Linked DNA regions of Homo sapiens: all the other regions are linked to region 3. A link is a contact called in ENCODE Hi-C or POLR2A ChIA-PET data. All regions are on one chromosome and are shown on one strand. The core of a region is the stretch at or near the end of the contact, and the rest is flanking DNA. Distances in the headings are between cores, read along the strand shown. Region 1 overlaps LHFPL2 (LHFPL tetraspan subfamily member 2). Region 2 overlaps LHFPL2 (LHFPL tetraspan subfamily member 2). Region 3 overlaps LHFPL2 (LHFPL tetraspan subfamily member 2).

The links. A loop is a pair of places that touch in the nucleus more often than their neighbours do. ChIA-PET counts read pairs that join two places held with the same protein, here RNA polymerase II (POLR2A). Pooled maps may share reads with other maps.
Region 1: a loop to region 3 is called in a map of gastrocnemius medialis, with 1.8 times the contacts of the local background. The contact joins two enhancer-like sites. A Hi-C loop is called at or near these places in 1 of 168 maps with a recorded cell type or tissue (gastrocnemius medialis) and 2 of 50 pooled maps. POLR2A ChIA-PET finds 5 or more read pairs at or near these places in 1 of 52 experiments (MCF 10A).
Region 2: a map of endothelial cell of umbilical vein shows a loop between it and region 3 (3-fold over the local background). The contact joins two enhancer-like sites. A Hi-C loop is called at or near these places in 1 of 168 maps with a recorded cell type or tissue (endothelial cell of umbilical vein) and 3 of 50 pooled maps. POLR2A ChIA-PET finds 5 or more read pairs at or near these places in 5 of 52 experiments (AG04450, K562, MCF 10A and 2 more).

Annotation. Positions count from the first base shown.
Region 1 is chr5:78,508,502-78,513,094 of GRCh38, reverse strand. It overlaps LHFPL2 (LHFPL tetraspan subfamily member 2), which reads left to right. Exons shown (of 5, transcript NM_005779.3): 4 at 2,697-3,311. The coding sequence starts at 2,882. Among named protein-coding and RNA genes, the nearest start is that of LHFPL2, 140 kb to the left of the region's middle. RefSeq lists silencers at 2,694-2,743, 3,024-3,113 and an enhancer at 2,356-2,977. Within about 2 kb of position 2,719, at least 23 of the 41 ENCODE cell types and tissues checked have a DNase peak (open chromatin) inside an H3K27ac peak, as active enhancers do.
Region 2 is chr5:78,525,602-78,530,212 of GRCh38, reverse strand. The region is part of intron 3 of LHFPL2 (LHFPL tetraspan subfamily member 2); the gene reads left to right. Among named protein-coding and RNA genes, the nearest start is that of LHFPL2, 120 kb to the left of the region's middle. Within about 2 kb of position 3,017, at least 16 of the 41 ENCODE cell types and tissues checked have a DNase peak (open chromatin) inside an H3K27ac peak, as active enhancers do; they include endothelial cell of umbilical vein, where a contact is called at or near this core.
Region 3 is chr5:78,567,592-78,571,584 of GRCh38, reverse strand. The region is part of intron 2 of LHFPL2 (LHFPL tetraspan subfamily member 2); the gene reads left to right. Among named protein-coding and RNA genes, the nearest start is that of LHFPL2, 79 kb to the left of the region's middle. Within about 2 kb of position 1,889, at least 9 of the 41 ENCODE cell types and tissues checked have a DNase peak (open chromatin) inside an H3K27ac peak, as active enhancers do; they include endothelial cell of umbilical vein, where a contact is called at or near this core.

The DNA of each region.
Region 1 (4,593 bases), core at 1,470-3,969, 59 kb after region 3:
AGAGGACAAATATGAATGTTCTCATTGAAAAATTACATTCAGGCAGGGGTGGTTGCACACGCCTATAATCCTAGCACTTTGGGAGGCCAAGGTGGGTGATCACCTGAGGTCATGAGTTTGAGACCAGCCTGGCCAACATGCTGAAACCCCATCTCTACTAAAAATACAAAAATTTAGCCAGGCATGGTCGTGTGTGCTTGTAATCCCAGCTGCTCTGGATGCTGAGGCAGGAGAGGGGAGGCAGAGAGGTTGCAGTGAGCCGAGATCATGCCACTGCACTCCAGCCTGGGTGACACAGTGAGACCCCATCTAAAAAAAAAAAAAAAAGAAAAGAAAAATTACATTTAACAGAGAAAAGGGATGGGAAAGAGATTGTGCATAACAGTAAAATGGTTTTCTAATCAAATGGGAAGGCTTTATAGCTCTCAACAGGCTGGGCTTGCCACCTGTGGGCCCAAAGTATTTGTGAGCCTGATGGGTACGTGCAGGCTCTCAGGGCCTCCTGGGAGTCCTTGTGGCTCATTTTCTTGTTCTCTTTTAGAATGATCATTTTCATTACAAACAATCTCCTCTAAAGCCCTTAGTAACTTTTTTCTCAAAAGGCTTTCTGTTTGGTACTATCTGGAGGAGGGAGCTGAGAATGAGTGAGTCGGAGTAGGATATACCTTCTGGCTGAATGCTAATTTATCTCCACCAGTTGGATATAAATTATCCAGCTTGTGGAGATAAATTAGCATTCAGCCAGAAGGTATATCCAATATAAAAACACCAGCTGAGTTAGGTAGTGGGGAAACAGGAAGACCAGGACTCTGCCCTTGAAGGCTGCAAGGTAAGTTTAGACATGAATGACTTCGTCCATCTCTAAGTAGCCTGTGCTTAATGTTTTCTGTGTGCAGTGGCCAGGTTTCTGTAATCTGCTGGGCACCTCAGTTGGATCAATAGTTGTCTGAACGGTGTCATCTATGTTACAGGAAAAGCTTCGGAGGGCAGGGAGTTGATATTTGTTGAGCACTTACTCTGCCAGGCACTGTGCTGGGTGCTTCAGTAGGTTCTTGTTCATTCCTTGCAACAATCTGGTGAGGTAGGCTACCCTTACCGGCTCAGACGAGGGAGCTCTGAGAAGTTAGGCATCCATATGGTCAGTGCTGGAGCTGGCTTTGGAACCCATACCTGATGGACTCCCTTCCCTTACCCAGTGCTTGGCACAGCGCTGTGACACACGCACACACACCCTGACAATTAAGTGCATATGTTCCTAGTAGTGCACTAGCTGTGTCCCCAAAATAGCATCTTGTATAGCAACTACCATGATATGAGGATTTTAAAATACATCATGTTTCAAGGGATGGGTAGAGTCACATGCTCACTAGGAAGTCAGCCAGCAGGCAGACAGCTGGTGCAGGGTGTAGAAACGGGCATTTTAAGCTTTGACACTGGGCTTCCTTATTTCTCCGCTTCTCTTCCTCTTCGATAACTCCCTGCCTCACCCCACTCCCAACATGCCAGGGGGCTCTTTGCAGTTCTCATGGAGTTGATTTGACCTCGGTTAATGAGATCTAATCATTCAGAGCAGGGCCATGTGCCCAGATGTGAGCTATGTGATTGTTCCTGGCCTTGGAATGGGGCAGAAAATGGGGCTGCAAACCAGCCCTGCTGGCCCCCATTTCAGGGTCCAGACTCCTCTGAAGAAGGCTTGAGCCACTGGAGCAATGTCTTCTGGTAATGAAGTCATTCCTCCGTGGAGACAGAATGAGGCCTCTGTGAAATGAGAAACAATGGGCATGTTGAGTTCCCGACCTGGGGTGAATCGAAGCTTAGGCAGAGGCACATGGGATGAATTGGGACAATTCAAGGGATGCATTCTTCATAGACAAGGTTCTGTTGTCAACAAGTCCACTCAGTTGTAATGATGCTTAGTTAACGGTCATTAATGTCTTTTAAAAATAATTTCCCCAAGTAAGTCATGAACTCTTAAGGTTTTTTTTTTTTCCCCTCTGAGTTTTAATTAGTGTAAATTATTTTGTCTAAAAATCACCCTGTGAAAAATGGATAAAGTATAGGTATGGGAGCAATGTTTTGTTTATTCTTTTACATGTGATTCTTTCCTATTTACCTATGAAGCAAACACACTTATGTCTCTGCTAGTAATTTAATTTCGAGGAAATAAAAGCGGGGTGTTGCTACTCTCTACTGTTAAGCAAAAGCGCTTGGTCCAAGTTTCTCAAAACTTAGCTCACCTAGTACCAAAACAGCAGGCAAAAAGTCTTGCAAACTTAAAAACAAAACAAAACATCCACTAATAGAGTTGATTGCCAGTCTTGCCTCCTCCTCTCTGGATCCCTGTGCTGTTTGACTTTTTCCAGTAAAAGATGAGGGAGCGGGAGCCCTGTCCTAAAAGTGCAGCAGCAACCAGGACAGTGCCCCCTGGGTTGGGAGCAGGACCTGGCACTGGCCGCCTCCTTCCATGGTGCTCCCTAGAGATAAGGTTAACTGCCACATAGAGTTCTAAGTGCAGTGAGGTCAGGAAGAACTTGAAACAAACGCAGCCAGTGCAACAACCGCCTGGCATGCTAGCCAGGCCCGGGGCTTGCTGGCAGGGTTCTGCGGGCACGGGCCGGACTTGGACGGTGTCGCTGCGCGGCGGGAAGGCGGGGCGGGGCCTGGCGGCGCTGCTAACCGCCCTCCCTCTCCCCTAGGTGAGGCCGCAGGCGGTGCTCTGGGTCCGGGAGCGCTGTCCCCAGCATGAACGCGGCCGGCGGCGGGAGTGAATGACTGCAGCTGCGACTTCCTTCCCGGGCCGCCCGAGCCTCCTTCCCCACCGACTTTCTTGTTTTGATTAACTCCGTGGACTCCTGACTCTTTCTTCGCCCGGAACATCAATATGTGTCATGTCATTGTCACCTGTCGCTCGATGCTCTGGACCTTGCTGAGTATTGTGGTGGCTTTTGCCGAGCTCATTGCCTTCATGAGTGCAGACTGGCTGATCGGGAAAGCGAGGAGCCGCGGCGGCGTGGAGCCGGCGGGCCCGGGCGGGGGCTCCCCGGAGCCCTACCACCCCACCCTGGGCATCTACGCCCGCTGCATCCGGAACCCAGGGGTGCAGCACTTCCAGCGGGACACGCTGTGCGGGCCCTACGCCGAGAGCTTCGGCGAGATCGCCAGCGGCTTCTGGCAGGCCACAGCTATTTTCCTGGCTGTGGGAATCTTTATTCTCTGCATGGTGGCCTTGGTGTCCGTCTTCACCATGTGTGTACAGAGCATCATGAAGAAAAGCATCTTCAATGTCTGTGGGCTGTTGCAAGGAATTGCAGGTAAGAAGGCAGGACCCCGGGCACGGTGGGATGGAGGGATGGAGAGCTGCCGGTGCAGCGCACTCTGGTACTGGGCATTCGCTTCCTGCTAGTTTTGGAGAAGACCACTTTCTGTCTATTCAGGTTTCCTTTGCCCCTTCCGTTCTAGGCGACGTTTGTGTGCTGCTCGCATGGGTCTCTTTCCCCTGTCTTACCCCACAGGAAGACAGGCTTGTTCTCTGGTCTTACGTGGTCCTCCTCATTGCTTATTTCCTCGGGGTCTAAGCTGTTGGTTTTAGTTTGAGTAACTACTCCTGCTTTTTGTTTTTCCCATTAAATTAAAAGCATGCTCTCCACTTCAGTGCAACTCCCTGAGGAATTATGGAGAGCGTGAGTCCCACCTGCAGCAAGCACTTTATGCTAAGAGGAATGTAAGCGGGGGCGCTCATTAAGAAGCAGCAAGCCTGCTTTCCGCATCCACTCTCAGCTCCAGCCCCCAGATGATTTCAGCTTGGGTGGGAAAGACACGGGCTGGGAAGGAATTAGTATCAGCTGCTCTGTGTTTAGTGATGTTCTGGTTTAAATTGTCTGTCTCCTAGAGCCTGACAGAATGTTCTGTGCATTCAGATCAGAAAATGCAAGCGAACTCTTCCATTTTCTGGGAATTTCTCACTAACGAGCTTATTAGAAATGGGTGGAAAGTAAAAGCATGAGCTCTTTACAGTGGTCCCAGGGAGAAGGTTGTGAGCTGCAGGAAAGCATCCACTGCTACCAGTATTTTCGTAGGCTTCCCCGCATGGGTTTGAAAGGTGAGTCCTGAACCAATGGGGTAACAATCTGTCTAGGTTTGATTCAAGGTTCTTGTTCTGGGTGACAGAAATTCACACACAAAAACACATGGCTGAGTTTGAATACATCCCCAAAGAAGTAGAGTAGACTCTTGCTTTGATATTCAGAAAACAAGTGCTTACTTTTTAACCAAGACATTAATCTAGACTCTAACAGGACAAAGTTACCCACCTACAACACTAAATGAAGGGCACAGGTGATTCATCCCTCAGCAAATTCTAGAGCTGTGTGCACAGGATTCTTCAAAATAAAGCTATGCATTGAGCCATATGTCCAGGGCTGTAAAGCAGCAGCCCCCAAACGAATTCACTCTAGCTGGCCTCATAGCAAACTCTTGAGCTCAGCAGGGCTGGCTTCCAAATAAACAGATCAAATGACAGTTTTTTCCCAAACAGCCGATAAGATAAAGTTTACTGTTCCTCAGATCTTAGGAGGCCCCTGTGTAGGGTGGAGG
Region 2 (4,611 bases), core at 1,768-4,267, 42 kb after region 3:
AACTCATTTTTTAAATTAAAAAATTAAAAATTTAAAAAAATTATTTGCAATTTTGAAAAAATTTTACTGATGATGTTTAGCTATGAATTGGAATGTCCTTGAGTAATTTACTAAAAATAATGTGCCTGATGGATCTTATGGCTTAACTTGGCATGGGCAAAATGGCATTTGCCCAATCTTCTGTTCTGGGAACTAGTTTATTTTCTCTCCCTTCTTCCAGTTTCCACAAATTTGGTCTTGCAGGTAGATTTTATTGTAATTTTTAAAATAAGTTGTAAATCAGTTAATACCTGAAATAAAAAGACAAGTGCTGTTGGAAGAGTTGGTACATTCATGAGCCTGATTTTTGCAAAGATATTAAAAAACATTTTGTGGGTATGATTCACACCCTGATGCTTTTATAAATTCTTGCATTGCACAAATTTATGATTCAGTCTGTCAGATGATTTCCTTCCTTGAGACTCTCTAATATTGCAAAAATTCAGTGATTTGTTTCACAAATTCTTTCATCTGTCTCGTCATGTAATGCTTTCTGTTCTTAAAGCTGTGAGCATTTTCTTTTTTTTTTTTGAGACGGAGTCTCGCTCTGTCGCCCAGGCCGGACTGCGGACTGCAGTGGCGCAATCTCGGCTCACTGCAAGCTCCGCTTCCCGTATGCTACATGCCAGCCTTGCTGCGTGGCCTGGCTCCATCCTGCACCAACCCCCTGTTACTGCTAGGCTGCAAAATGCTTTCCAGGGGCAATGTGTGGCTTCATGCTTCAGGGAAAAGTGTTATACTTTCTCTCTGCTTTTCAACCTTTCACAGGAATACTGTGACAGTAAAGCGAGGTCATCAGTAAGAGTCCTTTTCAGTTCTTATGAAGGCAGTTGCTACAGGATTCCAGGTGTTGGTCTGCGCAAACTTTTAATTCTTATTATTTATTTAGAAATAGGTCCTCACTCTGTTGCTCAGGCTGGAGTGTAGTGGCACAATCATCGCTCACTGCAGCCTTGAACCCCTGGGCTCAAGTGATCCTCCCACCTCAGCCTCCTGTGTAGCTGGGACTACAGGCGCATGCCACCATGTCTGGCTAATTAAATTTTTCTTTTTTTTTTTTTCAGAGACGTGGTCTTGTTATGTTGCCCAGGCTGTTGAACGCCTGGCCTCAAGCAGTCCTCCCGTCTCAGCCTCTCAAAGTGGTGGGATTACAGGCATGAGCTACCATACCTGGGAAAAGTTTTAAAGTATGAAAATACTTGCCTTTGACAGGGCTCTGCCAATTAACATTTGGCTTTCAAAAAACAAGCTGTTTTTATCTGTTAGCATTAGGCTGGTTAAAATAGACGTATCTTGGTTGTTGGTATTTATTAACATCTTTTGAATGTGGATGCTTGTGACTGTCTTGGGTGTTGAAGGGAATGCTCTATATTTATTGATACACTTAAATGGCCATTGCCTCAGTTTCCTATTTGTGAAACATAATAGCACCTACCTGACAGCTGTGAGGGAGTTAAGGGGTGGTGCATTTAGTGGGTACACATACATAACTGTGCCTGCTGCTTTGGTAGGGCCTCTAAATGGCACCATCATTGTTAGTTATTGCTGCAGAAACACATTCTATAACCAGTGTACAAACATGGTAATGAGTTAACATGAATACAATAGAGCAACGGTCCCCAACCTTTTTGGCACCAGGGACCTGTTTCGTGGAAGACAATTTTTCTATGTATGATGGGGTGGGATGGTTTCAGGATGAAACTATCTCAGATCATCAGGTATTAGATTCTCATAAGGAGCATGCAACCTAGATCCTTTGCACACACAGTTCACAATAGGGTTTGTGCTCCTATGAGAATCTAATGCCACTGTTGATATGACAAGAGGCAGAGCTCAGGTGGTAATTCTGGCTTGCCACCACTCACCTCCTGCTGTGCAGCCCAGTTCCTAACAGGCCACAGACCGGTACTGGTTTGTGGCCTGGGGGTTGGGGACCCCTGCGATAAAGGAGTCTTAGAGCATAAAATGGAGAGTGTGTCAGCAGAGTTGAGTTAGAACAATAGAACTTGGAAGCCCATAGCAGGTACAGTTCTGTGACTAAGTGCCCACAAGAAATGCATTGGTTTAAGCATTTCAGTATTGTTTTATGTTACTGGGAGCACAGTTAAGCCAAAGAGAGATCCAATTTTAGACAGATAGTGGTGGTTCAGAGATGGAAAATAGCTGGCAGCTCCAGGTTCAGAAAATCAAGGAGGGTTATCAGAACTGAGAAACGAGAAATAAACAGTAGAGATCAATGACCATTGGATGTTACTCTTAATCGCTTACACTCCTCAGGATTCAGAACGAGAGGTGTTGCTGACTTCATGTTCTTATCCAGGCAGTTCAGTAAATGCCATGTATCTGAATAAATAAAGCTTGGGGTAGGGTGGGGACCAAGATGGGTAGCTAATTTTCCCAGCTGAATGATGTTGTTTAGTCTGTCTTTTGCTGGGACTAGAAACTGTTGTAATATTACAAGTTGAAAATTTCACAATCTTTTTTTTTTCTTTGTGAAGTAAAATCTGAAATCCTTCGTCCCTTGACTTCATTAGAAGTGCAGTGAAACTGGCCTTCTAGATCTGTTTCCAGTCAGAGGACTTTATATACAAAGTTCGTGAACACAAAAGGGTCTGGTGAAATAACGAGATGGGAGGCTGGTCCAAATTTCTGATCCTTTTGAGTTAAAAGTCATTCTGAGCAGTGGCTGTTGACTGTACCACCCAGGGGGCAATCTGCAAGTGCGGTTGTCATTTATTAGCCTTCTTTACTTCTAGGCTCTCAGTGACTTCTCATTTGAACTTTTGGAAAAAAAAAAAAAAAAAAAAAAACTCCTCATCAGCATTAAGAGCTTTCCCGAAGCTTGATCTTCAGAGTCTTGCTTCCTGATTTCCAGACAGAACTGAGTTAAAAACATAGTAACTGGGTTCGTTTGTTTTCCTGTCTCCAAGGCGTTTGGCCCCATGTTAATCTTCCCAGCTGAGGCAGGAGAGGAACACTTAGTCACTCACACTGCTCACTGACATGAGCCAGCAATGGAAATGGTGACTTGACAAAATGCTGGCCGGGGAACTGGAGTTCTCCTTCAAGCAGGACCAAATATTTCCCAAATTAATTCTGACAAAGCGAATTTAACATTCAACCTTCTGGAGTTTCTCAGAATAGTTTAGGGTATTTTAAGTCAACTCTGTATTTGTTGCCTGTTATTCAAATTTCTAACCTCAACTACCTATTGGGTCCTTCCACATTGGCATCAAATAGTTTTCTTTTCCAAGCTGGGCTATGGATGTTTTTATCTTGTGAAAATTCCCCGGGAAAGCGACGCCATGGTGATGTCTTTGATTGGATGTTGGGGTCACATGGAGGGTGCTGTGTAGCCTTCAGGAAAGAATGGAGGTCTGTCTTGTCTTCTTCATTTGGTTTTTGAAGTGCATTCAATTGACAATAACATAATAATAGCATATCATGGTAAAAAATCACTCGCCTCCACTGGGTTTTTGTGTGGACCCAACTTGGGCTCAGAAGATTACAGATGGTTGGGGCACATTGTTGAATGTTAAAGTGTGCAGCCTTAAGCACTAGGCACAAGCCCACTGCTATTCTGGGTTATTTAATTTACTTTGATGAGGAAGGAACGATCTGGTGCATTTGAATGACAGAATAGATAACTGCATATCACTGGGATGTAAGTATAACATGGGTTCAGAAGAAGACCGCAAAGACAGTATTTCAGTAAATATTGCCAGGCTTTGTCTCACAAAGACTTGGTTGTATTTCTGAGTGGCTAATTAGGAGGTGTTTTCAATTTAATGTTGCATTCGCTATGAGTCAGATAGAAAGTCAAGATGATTGTTTTTAACAGCTTATTTCAGACTTCAGCTACCGGAAAAAGTCACTGACTATTTCTAAACCCAAGGAGATTTGAGTGCTGATTGACTCACAGTATTTGTGTTCCAGTGAGTCCGTCCACACCCAGCCTGTATGTGACACACAAACTTGGAGTGTGGGGAGGAGTGGGGAGGCAAGAAAATGGAGTGCTCTGTAGAGTGGTGGCGGGGGCCAGGGCTACAGAGGCCAGCAGAAGAGGCAGAGAGCGGGGCTTTGTTCAGTTTCCTACTGAGGGGCCGGGGAACAGCTAGTGGGAGAGACCCAGGTTTGAAGCCCCTGGCACTGGACTTGGGGAGGCTGGGGTGGCTCTGCTGCCTTCTTCAGCAGGCTCAGATAGGAAGAAGCTGGAAGGCAGCTCTTGACCAGAGAGGAGGCTCTATCTACCGTGCTCACACTTTCCTACTTCCTTGGTGTTGAGCCATATTACTTTTCTTCTTAGCTCCATCACAACTGTCCTCTGCACCTTGCAGTGGCCATTTTCAGCTATTTAGATACTCACCAGCTCTCACTGTGGTATCCTATTCCCAAACGCAGCATGTTTATTTTAACTTGTGTCTTCAAGCAGTTTTTAGAAGGTGCACACTTTTACCTTTTCCTCTTTGTGTCAGGATATTTCTCCTTAGTCTGTATCCGTTTTCGCATTTCATCTCTTTTCTCTTTATTCTCTTTACTCCCCACTTTATCCTCCAAGGGATGAAAACAACT
Region 3 (3,993 bases), core at 640-3,139:
TTGGTCATTTTTGGATGTCACCCCAAGCCACAGTTTGTAAATGTGAGCCATGAGATGAGTGGATGGACTTGAAACAGGGAGTTAGACAAGCGAATAATTATTAGTATGGTGGATGTGACCCCTACCACTCTCTGAGCTGCGTGAGCTCAGAGAAGGGTGGCACGGAGAGGGCAGAGGCGAGGGTGGGTTCAGAGAAGGCTGCGTGGAAGATGACACTGAAGTTGGGTCTTGAGCAGAGTTTCATGCATGGAGTTGGGAAGGATATAGAGGCAAAATAGTTACAGAGGCAGATGCCCTGGGCCTCAAATCTGAGGTTTGCAGAATGCAGCATCGAGTTCAGGGTCCACACAGGCCAAAAAAAGGAGAGGAGCACAGCACCATGACCTGTGATGGGCAGTGTGCAGCAAACTCCAGGACAGATGAGCTGGGGGTGGGTGTGTTTTAAGAGGACAATTTCCATTTACCTGATTTTGAGTGCTGCCTTTGGAAAAGGAAAGATGCGAGAAGGAACCGGAGGCTTTTCCACCTTCTCTTTCCAGATGCCTCCATGAGAGTGTTCCTTCCCTACATCTCCCTTACTCTGTGTCTTGTCTTCTAGTTTTAATCTTGGCATCTGCTTTTCAGAAACATTGGTCTGTTATTACTTAAAGCTTATGCCTAGATTTGGAATGCAGACCACTAAGAACTGTCAGGCACAGAAAGCGCTTGTCAGCACTTACAGCCCAAGTTATTCACTGCGGCCACCTGTTTGCCTGGCCTATTCCCCAAGTGTGCTGCACTCACCTGTCTGCCTGTAATGCCCTGTGTCTGTGGATCTTAAATAACCTATTCTGGAACAAGTAGGATATTTGATGAGGTTTGCACATTGCTCGTGCTCAACACTATTCACAGTAGTTTCTGTCTTGCAAAATGATCATACGTATATATATATATACGTATATATATATATACTATATATATACGTATATATATATTCAAGGTTAAAAGCAAGACAGTTGAGTAATTGTCATCTGGAGGAGGGTTTCTCAGAATTGCCTATACACATTTGCTCCCCTGTCACTCTCCTTCATCACTCATAGTCTAGGGCTACCCTACAATAGAAGGAGTTCACAGAGGTGGGTCCAGACACTGGTGTTTTGGAAACACACCCACTGGAGGATCCCCCCTGCCTTGGACAGCATCACTGCTACTCTGTGCTCCATTGCTGCCTGCGATTCCTCCTTGCCTCCTGCGCTTTCTTCTCATGCCGGAATTCCTGCTGTCATGTTTGCCTGATGATTTTCTCCACTCTCGTTAACCCAGTATTTCTTTCTTCTACATAGCCTGACTTTTCTAACTACTATCTGTAGGGAATGTTCATAGGGCAATGATCCTTTTGTTTATTCAGTAAACATTTATGAATTGTCTACTCTATGTCATGCCCTATGTTGAGTGCAAGAGATATTGAGAGGAGTAAGCTAGAATTAGTTTTGTTCTCAAGGACCTTGTTGTCCCATAGATTTATAACTAAATATTGGGGAAGAGGTAAGAATTATGTGAATGAACATGGTCCCAGCAGTGTGGGAATAACAATAGCAGTGTTTTGATATGCACACCTGGCATGTTAAAAAGCAGTATAATTGAATATGACTTGTGGCTGGCACGTTATAGGCTATTCTGTTGTACCTAGATATTTAAAAACATACTCTCTAACAGCTTTACGTTGATGGGATAATGTTTGAATCAAGGAGTTTCTCCTTCCTTAAGAGAAGGAATTTTTCCTGATTAGCAACGTTTGGCTTAGAGTCCGCGAGGTCTTTGGAAACTTGAACCTCAGTCTTTCACCACTGTGGTTGAGTGGCAGGGCCGGCGTTGTTGGGGTTCAGGTTCCCAGCGTCTCACATGCGTTTAACACAGTCCAGCCTTTGGCAAGCTGCCACTTTCTGTGCTTGGTAGACGGTTCATGAAACTCGACACTCTCATGTCTTTCCTTGAAAATCTTGCAAGGTTCAGCAATCCTTCAATGGCTGACCCAGTTCTGTTAAACTCCTGTTGTCAGACACAATTGTGAGGTAGTCCTGGACCTGTTGTCAGAGAATGCATTTCAGACTTTAAAAAAAAAGTTACACCAGCCTAGTTCTGGAGCAACGATTAATGCTTTGGCTGCAGAAATGGGGAGTGCTCTTTGTGCATAGTATGTGGCCACAGACTCCCCTTAAAATGTGGACAGACTTCCTCGAGCATTTGTTGTATCAGTAGAGCACAGTAAAGTAGGATTTGGACAATTATTCCTTTAGTTGACTCATGTAAATAAAGCCTTAGAGAGTGTGTCTACTGAAAATATAATGAGCTCTTCCTAGTCAGGTAGAAGGGATGGTTTTGTGAAAGTAGCAGAGCTCTTACTGTATTTTTGTTTTAGCTAATCTTGCTTTGGTATTTGCCTCGGTGCTTCAAGTCTTTGGGGCCCATCCTTGCCCCTGTTCTTAATATGAGGAGATAATACTTAATAAGAATGATGGTTGCAGGCATCTTACGTTGGTTGTTGCAGTATTGCCTAGCTGGAAATACACTGGCCTGCCTGGGGGGTCAGAAGTCCTAGATTGAAGGCCGTATTCTGTCATTTACTAATGGTGTGATTTAGCTTAAGTGGCTCAAATTCTTGGTTTATAAAATGGGGATAGTAAAGATGTCTCTCCCCACCCACACTCCGGCCCCCTTTTAGTAATAGTGCCTATAAAATGAGAAAATGAATTGCAGAGTGTCCTGTGATACACAGTGCTCTGCCATGAAGCTCCCATTCTTGCTGTGGATGGGCATAGACCTCAGGTCTCAGGGAAGGATTGTGAGAGGACAGTTGCTGAGACTTTCCCCCTCTGTGGCCTCTGTGATCCTGACTTACTGTTTCTTAACCCACCCCAGAGGCAACCTGGACCACCTCGGGTCAACTCTGTTTATTACACAGTTCTTTCTTCATTCAGCTGAAATTCACCCCTGTCATTTCCAAGGTAATTTTCACTCCTTGGTTCTAGTTTTACAGAGTAACATGAAACAATTCAAATCAGTGCACTTCAAGTCTTAGCAATCTGTAACTGATAAAAGGGGTCTTACAACTCTGCTTCCTGTTTTTGGCAATTCAATTCAATAAATAAGTGCTGGTGCCCATCACGTGGGGGCCGTGTTCTCTGTGTGGCACTAAAGGCAGCTATTGTTTCTCCTGACATCCGGAAGTGTAACAGAAGGGCATGCAGCCCAAATGGAGATGAATGGGAAGCGAAGACTTTTTAACTCCTTAATGTGCAAAAACACGGTAGTTTTAATTTTATTTACAATGTTTGTTGGAATAAACAGTGCCTACTTTGATTGCACTGTAAGTGGCCAAGCAGATTAATAATATACATATATACAGATAAAGACCAATATTTACATGAACCCATGTGTTTAACAACCAGTAAGTGAATAAAAACCCATATTTGCATTTAGGAAAATGGAAAAAAGGTGACCTGGCAGCGTGAGAATACCATTGTATGTGCTCTAATTGATGTTCTTGTCATCAGCACATCCCATGAGAGGATCCTGAAGTGTCTTCTCAGTGATTAGAGGAAACACACTCTTTACACTGAGTTTTACACGTTGATTATAGTATCCAAGACAAAAATGAACAAATGAAAAAGCAGTACAGCCTTAGCAGTAGGTGCCCCTAGCAGTTCTTGACCCCTGTTACTGACTAGCTGTGTGCCTTTGAGGAAGCCAGCCCTTATTCCTCAGGAATTTGTTTCCCTCATAGTTAAAATGCGGCCAAAATTTTCTCTCCTGCTTGCATTATATAGTTGTTAGGATAAAATGTGATCATGTATACGGATTTGAATATTAACACCACTTCTTGCAAGCCATGTAACTTTTGGTAAGGTTAAGTTTCTTTTTGCCTGCTTCCTCATCCTTAAAATGGGATAATACTGGTAGCTACCTCAGGGGTTTTGTGAAAGCAAATGAGTTAATTCACAAAAATTGTTTTTC